Linked DNA regions of Homo sapiens: region 1 is linked to region 2. A link is a contact called in ENCODE Hi-C or POLR2A ChIA-PET data. All regions are on one chromosome and are shown on one strand. The core of a region is the stretch at or near the end of the contact, and the rest is flanking DNA. Distances in the headings are between cores, read along the strand shown.

Region 1 (3,584 bases), core at 503-3,002, 250 kb before region 2:
TCAGTGATGCCATTGAACTTAGCCAGGATGTTGAAGAGTGGCACTTGGGGAATGATGAGCTGCTCCTTCTCGTCCTTGTAGAGGGGGGCAGTAGGAAGGTCCAGCGTCAGGTACATAAAAGTGGACTCCACCATTGTCTCCTGGTACTCGTCATTATGGAGCAACTGCTCTTTTTCTTCTGCTGGCTAGAAATGAATGAGAAGAAAAGAGAGGAAAGGAGTGTGACGGGTATAGGAACCAACACAGAACCGATGTTTTACCACGCCGACATTTCCTTCATCTGAAAGAACAAAGAGAAGTGCCCGAGAGATTGGGCAGTTTGGCATGCACCACCTGGTTAGATTAACTTAAGAACCAACAGGTTTCCTTCTTTAAAGATATTTTGCTTATATACCAGACTATCTAAAAAGCCCTGAGGCCAAGTGTGATGGCTCACGGCTGTAATCTCAACACTTTGGGAACAAAGGTGAGAGGACTGCTTGAGTCCAGGACTTCCAGACCAGCCTGGGCAACACAGTGAGACTCCATCTCTACAAAAAAAAAAAAAAATTGGCCGGGCATGATGGCTCACACCTGTAATCCCAGCACTTTGGGAGGCCGAGGCAGGTAGATCACCTGAGGTCAGGAGTCCAAGACCAACGTGACCAACACGGAGAAACCCCGTCTCTACTAAAAATACAAAATAAGCCGGGCGTGGTGGTGGCGCCTGTAATCCTAGCTACTCGGGAGGCTGAGGCAGGAGAATCACCTGAACTCGGGAGGCGGAGGTTGCGGTGAGCCGAGATAGTGCCATTGCACTCCAGCCTGGGCAACAAGAGTGAAACTCCGTCTCAATAAAATAAATAAATTAATTAATTAATTAAATTAAACAAAAATAAAAATAAAAATTAGCCCGGTGTGGTGGTGTGTATCTATGGTCCCAGTTTCTGGGGAGGTTGAGGTGGGAGGATCACTTCAGCAAGGGAGGTTGAGGTTGCAGTGAACCATAATCACGCCACCACACTCAGCCTGAGTGACAGAGATCTTGTCTCAAAAAGGAAAAAAAATCCATTAAAAAAAGAAAGTGGGCCGAGCACGGTGGCTCATGTCTGTAATCCCAGCACTTTGGGAGGCCAAGGGAGGTGGATCACCTAAGGTCAGGAGTTTGAGACCATCCTGACCAACATGGTAAAACCTCTTCTCTACTAAAAATAGAAAAATTAGCCAGGCATAGTGGCGCATGCCTGTAATCCCAGCTACTTCGGAGGCTGAGGCAGGAGAATGGTTTGAACCTGGGAGGTGGAGGTTGCAGTGAGCTGAGATCATGCCATTGCACTCCAGACTGGTCAACAAGAGCAAAACTCCATCTCAAAAAAGAAAAGCTCTAAGACCATCTAGGAAGCTTAGCTGAGGGCCAGGCACGGTGACTCACGCCTGTAATCCCAGCACTTTGGGAGGCCGAGGCAGGTAGATCACCTGAGGTCAGGAGTTCGAGACCAGCCTGGACCAACATGGTGAAGCCCCGTCACAACTAAAAATACAAAATTAGCTGGGCGTGGTGGCAAGCGCCTGTAATCACAGCCACTCAGGAGGCTAAGGCAGGAGAATCGCTTGAACCCAGGAGGTAGAGGTTGCAGTGAGCTGAGATGGCGCCACTGCAACTCCAGCCTTGGCGACAGAGGGAGACTAAGAAAAACAAAAAGAAAGCTTAGCTGAGCTTTCTGAAAAAACACAGCAGCACCACCTAGTGGCCAGAACACTTAAACCAGCACAGTACATCCAACCACTAACTCCCAAACTGAAAAAGTGCACTAGTATGACAGGGACCAGGCAGAGCTGCCACTAGGCAGGTGCTTTGTTGAACCTCTTCACAGGGCAAGCAGGCTTGTCAGTTCTCTGAGCATCTCTTCATCTCCCCTACGTCCCCTCAAGCAATATGAATCAGTCCAAGACCCAGGCTCAATTAACTCACCAGATCAGGATGGGGAAGCTTTTTAGTGAAGATCCTCATGGACCCCTGGAAAACATCAGTCACAATAGCTGCACAAACAGGAAGCAAGAGACAAATTCCGTGAGGATGGAAAACATGTCTGAAGTATATTTCCAGCTTCTAAATTTCTGAAATAAACCAGCATCTTCCAGCAAAAGACACAGAGCTCTCACTAAACACAGAAGTTTCCTTTTGTACTATATACCACCAGGGTACCTTTATAATTATTTGTGTAAATAATTACTTTATTTCTCTTAAGACAACTTTTTATCCTCCATCACAGGGCCTGGTCCATAAAAGAAAAGGTAAATGTGTTCAAAATGAAGGAATGGTGATACATGAATTACAAAAAAATTCACAAGCAAAACAAGGTACAGCCAAGGAACTTCCCATAACCATAAGCTACTTTCAAAGGGAGACAATGTCCAAACTGTAATGAAGACAAGAGGACAATGACAGACTAAGAGATGGGCCAGAACAGGATCAAAGCAACAAGAGAGAAAGCACAACCAAGTTCTAGAACCCTGCCAAGACGCAAGTTAGAGAGCTCAGAGGGTTAACACAGGCTGAAGACACCTGGTAGAGAGGGCAGGGCCATCCAGTGGGAAAAGCAACAGGCCACAATCCCACATCAAGACACCATCACATCTATAATCCTAGCACTTTGGGCAGATCACCTGAGGTCAGGAGTTTGAGACCAGCCTGGCCAACATGGAGAAATCCCATCTCTACTAAAAATACAAAAATCAGCTGGGCGTGGTAGTGGGTGCCTGTAATCCCAGCTACCCTTGGGAGACTGAGGGAGAAGAACTGCTTGAACCTGGGAGATGGAGGCTACAGTGAGCTGAGACCGTGCCACTGCATAGCCTAGGTGACAGAGCAAGACTCTGTCTCAAAATATATATATAATAAAATATCATTGGGACTATAACCATATTCTAGCAAAAACTATGGAGAGGGGCCTATTCAGAAAGAACATGTAGTTTATCTATAACATAGATACTAGCCTACCCCAGATAAACAGTTAACAAAAGAATGGGAAGTTGCCTCAGCCTCCCAAGTCGCTGGGACTACAGGCACATCCCACCACACCTGAATAACTTTTGTATTTTTGGTAGAGATGGGGTTTCGCCATGTTGGCCAGGCCGGTCTCAAACTCCTGACCTCAGGTAATCCACCCACCTCGGCCTCTCAAAGAGCTGGGATTATAGGCATGAGCCATTGCGACCGACCGCAAAGTTTTTTAAAAGGGAACAAAATAACTCCTTTTTATAAGTAAATGACTTACTCTTCTTTTTCTTCTTTGTGCCCCCCAGAGCTGAGTGCAGAGCATTCAGAAACCAAGACAGAAAGTCAACGCCATCTCCTGGAAAAAAAGGAAGGGTGGAAAACGTTGAAGCTAAGTGGCATTAGAGTTAACTTAAACCATGCACTGGTTGGCATTCCTGGTTCTCCCCCTTCCTCTCTGGCCATGCCATCCCATCCCAACTGCCGTGCATCCTCCTCTATCTTATCATTAAATGCTGGCACTCCTCAAGGTCAAGCTCTCACTCCTCCGATCTTGACTCTCTCCATAGGCTCTCTGATTCATACCAGGACTGTATCGCATCACTCA
Region 2 (3,699 bases), core at 276-2,775:
CCAAGAAGAGGTCCCATCTGAGAAGGCATGCCCAGGGGCCAAGAGCAGGGTGTGAGTGAGCCTGTGTCAGCTTGGACCAGAGGCCGTGAGGCCTGGCAAGGCTGCAACCACCCTGACTCATCCTCACCCCCAGGTCCTCTGGACTATGTGGCTTCTGAGCTCCAGAAATTGGATTCTTTCATCCCAAAACAAAAATTCTGATCAATTGGCAAGTTGAACTTGCTGATTTGTGCCAAGAACCATACCATAGATACCCCAGCCGGGTGCGGTGGTTCACGCCTATAACCCCAGCACTTTGGGAGGGCAAGACGGGCGGATCATTTGTGATCAGGAGTTTGAGACCAGTCTGGCCAACATGGAAACCCTTTCTCTACTAAAAATACAAAAAATTAGCCGGGCATGGTTGCGCATGCCTGTAATCTCAGCTACTTGGGAGGCTGAGGCAGGAGAATCGCTTAAACCCGGGAGGTAGAGGTTGCAGTGAGCCGAGATTGCACCACTGCACTCCAGCCTGGGTGACAGAGACTCCGACTCAAAAAATAAAAATAAAAAAGAAATGAGCTCCTCTGTGGATCTGCCTCCATGTCTTCTCCATAGACTTCTTAGCCCTACTTGACAGCCTACACAAAGAGCAGGTGCCAGGGATGGTTTTTTAAAGGGGAGAGAATAAAGGTTGCACTACATTAGTGGTTCTGACAACCTTTGTAGAGACGGGGAGTATTTTAAGTCTCCTATGAAAGGCCTAGCCCCTTTCCCTATAAATATACACAGATTAAGATTTTTGTGGCTGGGCACGGTGGCTCATGCCTATAATCCCAGCATTTTGGGAGGCAGAGGCAGGCGGACTCCTTAAGCTCTGGGGTTTGAGACCAGCCTGGGGACCATGGTGAAACCCCATCTCTACCAAAAATACAAAACTTAGCTGGGCATGGTGGCACAAACCTGTAGTCCCAGCTACTCAGGAGGCTGAAGTGGGAGGATGGCTTGAGCCCGGGAGGTGGAGATTGCAGTGAGCCGAGATCGCGCCACTGCACTCCAGCCTGGGTGACAGAGTGAGATCCCATTTCAAAAAAAAAAAAAGATTTTTGCATCTGCTTTCAGAGGGTTCAGGTACCCCTCACAACCAGTTCATTAACAGAACTGTAAATTTAAAATTGCCAGACTACATTATTGCTAATGTTCCAGGGTCTGAAGCTGTGAGTACTCTGTCATCTGGGGGGCACTAAACAGGTGGATGGTGGGCAGAAAGGACCCTGCAGAGGGAAGAATCACCCAACCTGATACTCCAAAGTGGAGGCCGAGCTGCAGCTTTTCTCCCCTGCAATTCAACTCCTGCCATGCCATGCCCAGCAATCTCCCTGCTATCTCTGTTGGTTAGCTGAGGACCAGACTGGAGGAAGTATTGTGAATGAAGGGGTTAGTTCAGGTCAGGCAGACAACACAAGGCAAACTATGGGGTTTGTTACCAGCCCCACCCTTGAGGCATCCTGCTGACAGCAGTCAGGAGTTCCCCTCCACGCCTGGGTGGCCACCTCTCTTCCCTACCTCTGTGATGTTTCCCCCTGCAGTGGGTCAGACTTAAAGAGGCCTGCAGGGCCAGATAGTGGTCTTCCATAGCATTCCACTTGAGGGGGTCCGGAGGACAGAAGGTAGCATAGTGGGGCTCTCACCTGCCCCCCACTCCCCAGCTCAGGTACCCTGGCCTGGAGGCTCTTTTTTTTTTTTTTTTTTGAGACGGAGTCTCGCTCTGCTGCCCAGGCCGGAGTGCAATGGCACAGTCTCGACTCACTGCAAACTCCGCCTCCCGGGTTCACACCATTTTCCTGCCTCAGCCTCTTGAGTAGCTGGGACTACAGGCATCCGCCACCACGCCCGGCTAATTTTTTGCATTTTCAGTAGAGACGGGGTTTCACTGTGTTAGCCAGGATGGTCTCGATCTCCTGACCTCGTGATCCACCCGCCTCGGCCTCCCAAAGTGCTGGGATTACAGGCGTGAGCCACTGCGCCCAGTCTGGAGGCTCTTTTGGGAAGGAACCAACAGTGCTGGCCTTCGCCAGAAGCAAATGCAGGAAAAACGTGGTGTGGATGCCTTATACCAGTCAATCTTAACAAGAGCTGGGCTACCTCGTCCACTGGCTAGAGCTTGCAAGGAGTCTCTGGGCTTGTAAGTATAGCAGAGGATGGACATCCTATGAATTCAGCAAGGTTTGGCTGCAGCACAGGCAACCTTCTGTCTCCTGGAGCCCATGACCAGGCTGGAACCCACCTATGCCTTCACCCTTAGGTGTGCCTGGCTCTAACCAGGTTCCGGAATGACAGGACCACAGGATGGTGCAAGACTTGTCTTGGAAAAAAACACCTGAGACGCTTAATTAGAACAATTCTTTTATTTGAAAACTGCTGGTATGAATTTCCTCCTTCCCTCAATTAGGCCAGAAACTCATCATGGGGCATGCACAGCATCTACAGGAGGAAGCCCCAGCTTGTGGGGGCTAGGATGGAGCAGCCGTGAGAGACACCTAGCCAAATGTCCGTTTTTCCATCATAAACAATGGAGCGGGGGTCAGGGGGAGAAGAGAGTGGGTAAGTGAATGGCCAGAAACTCCAGAGGGGGCCTCACACCCACCTGTGAGGTACCTCCTTGCCCTACCCCCACTGAGGCCTCAGGCCCCTTGCTTGGGTCATGCTGCCCCCTGTCGGCTGCTGCCCCTGCCTCTTCCTCTGAGTTCTAACAACACAGACACTGGTGCCTGAAAGCCCTGCTGCTGCCAGGGAGTCAGAATTCTGGCTGCCTCTACTTGGGAATCTCCTCCCATGTGGGGATCTGCAGAACATCCAGATGGGGCCATCCCACCTCATGATCCATTCACTCCCAGTGGGATACACTGGAATTCAACCCGGAGACTGGAGCCCAACAGATTAAGGCAGAATTCTCCTTGCTCTGGAGGCAGGTCTGCGGGAAGGGGGTGAAGTCTAGCTGCCCCTCATGTCCCATGCCGGTGAGGGTACTTGGCTTCCCACAGCTAAGCCCAGGAGCTTCCTATATCCCATCTGCTGAGACAGCAAGGGGTGCGGCCTGGCCAGGCTCCTGACATGGCTCCACTGACCCCCTGAAAGCCCCTGCAGCTCAGCCTTTAAGCCTCCATTCATCTCGGAGGTCAGATCAGCCATACGCCTTCGGATGAGTGAGACTGCAGGTCACTCTCACCTGTGAAGGTGAGATCCTTGAAGGGAGGGGCTTCTGGCCCATAGCACTTCTGTGCTCCCAACAAGGAGGCCTGTCCCTTTGACACCCTGGCCAAGTACAGCTCCAGGGTCTTGAGCAGCCGCCGTGGGCTCTTCTTGGCCAATACTTCCAACTCTGCAACAGAGAGAATTGGGGAGCAGAAGGCTTGAGGGGGCTCTGGGTGACACAACAGTCAAGGCCTCAAGCCTAGCAGCTCTAGGGAGTACCCCCAACCCCTATCCCATGGAGAGAAAGTGAAGGAGCCTCAGATGGAGAGATCACCAGAGAGGTAGGCTAGGGAGCCAGCTACAGCCACAGGGACCACACACTCTACCTTGTCTGCACAATTGCAACTTTGAATAGTCCAACTATTGGACCCTGGCTCCCAATTTTTGATCAGAATATATGCTTGTCATAAGTATAAGACCAGAAAAGGGCGACAGTCAGGGCAGAGAAAGGAGAACTAGCAGACT

Evidence for each region. Hi-C counts contacts between places; a loop is a spot of excess contacts on that map. ChIA-PET counts read pairs that join two places held with the same protein, here RNA polymerase II (POLR2A). Pooled maps may share reads with other maps.
Region 1: a map with no recorded cell type shows a loop between it and region 2 (6-fold over the local background). The contact joins two enhancer-like sites. A Hi-C loop is called at or near these places in 1 of 37 single-sample maps with no recorded cell type and 6 of 50 pooled maps. POLR2A ChIA-PET finds 5 or more read pairs at or near these places in 6 of 52 experiments (GM10248, GM12878, OCI-LY7 and 3 more).

Annotation. Positions count from the first base shown.
Region 1 is chr2:85,635,804-85,639,387 of GRCh38, reverse strand. It overlaps USP39 (ubiquitin specific peptidase 39), which reads right to left. Exons shown (of 13, transcript NM_006590.4): 7 at 3,258-3,335; 8 at 1,952-2,019; 9 at 1-185. Among named protein-coding and RNA genes, the nearest start is that of USP39, 21 kb to the right of the region's middle. Within about 2 kb of position 1,752, at least 5 of the 41 ENCODE cell types and tissues checked have a DNase peak (open chromatin) inside an H3K27ac peak, as active enhancers do.
Region 2 is chr2:85,390,422-85,394,120 of GRCh38, reverse strand. ELMOD3 (ELMO domain containing 3) reads right to left here. Exons shown (of 14, transcript NM_001135022.2): 14 at 2,373-3,361. The coding sequence ends at 3,159. It also overlaps a transcript of CAPG not described here. Among named protein-coding and RNA genes, the nearest start is that of CAPG, 18 kb to the left of the region's middle. Within about 2 kb of position 1,525, at least 5 of the 41 ENCODE cell types and tissues checked have a DNase peak (open chromatin) inside an H3K27ac peak, as active enhancers do.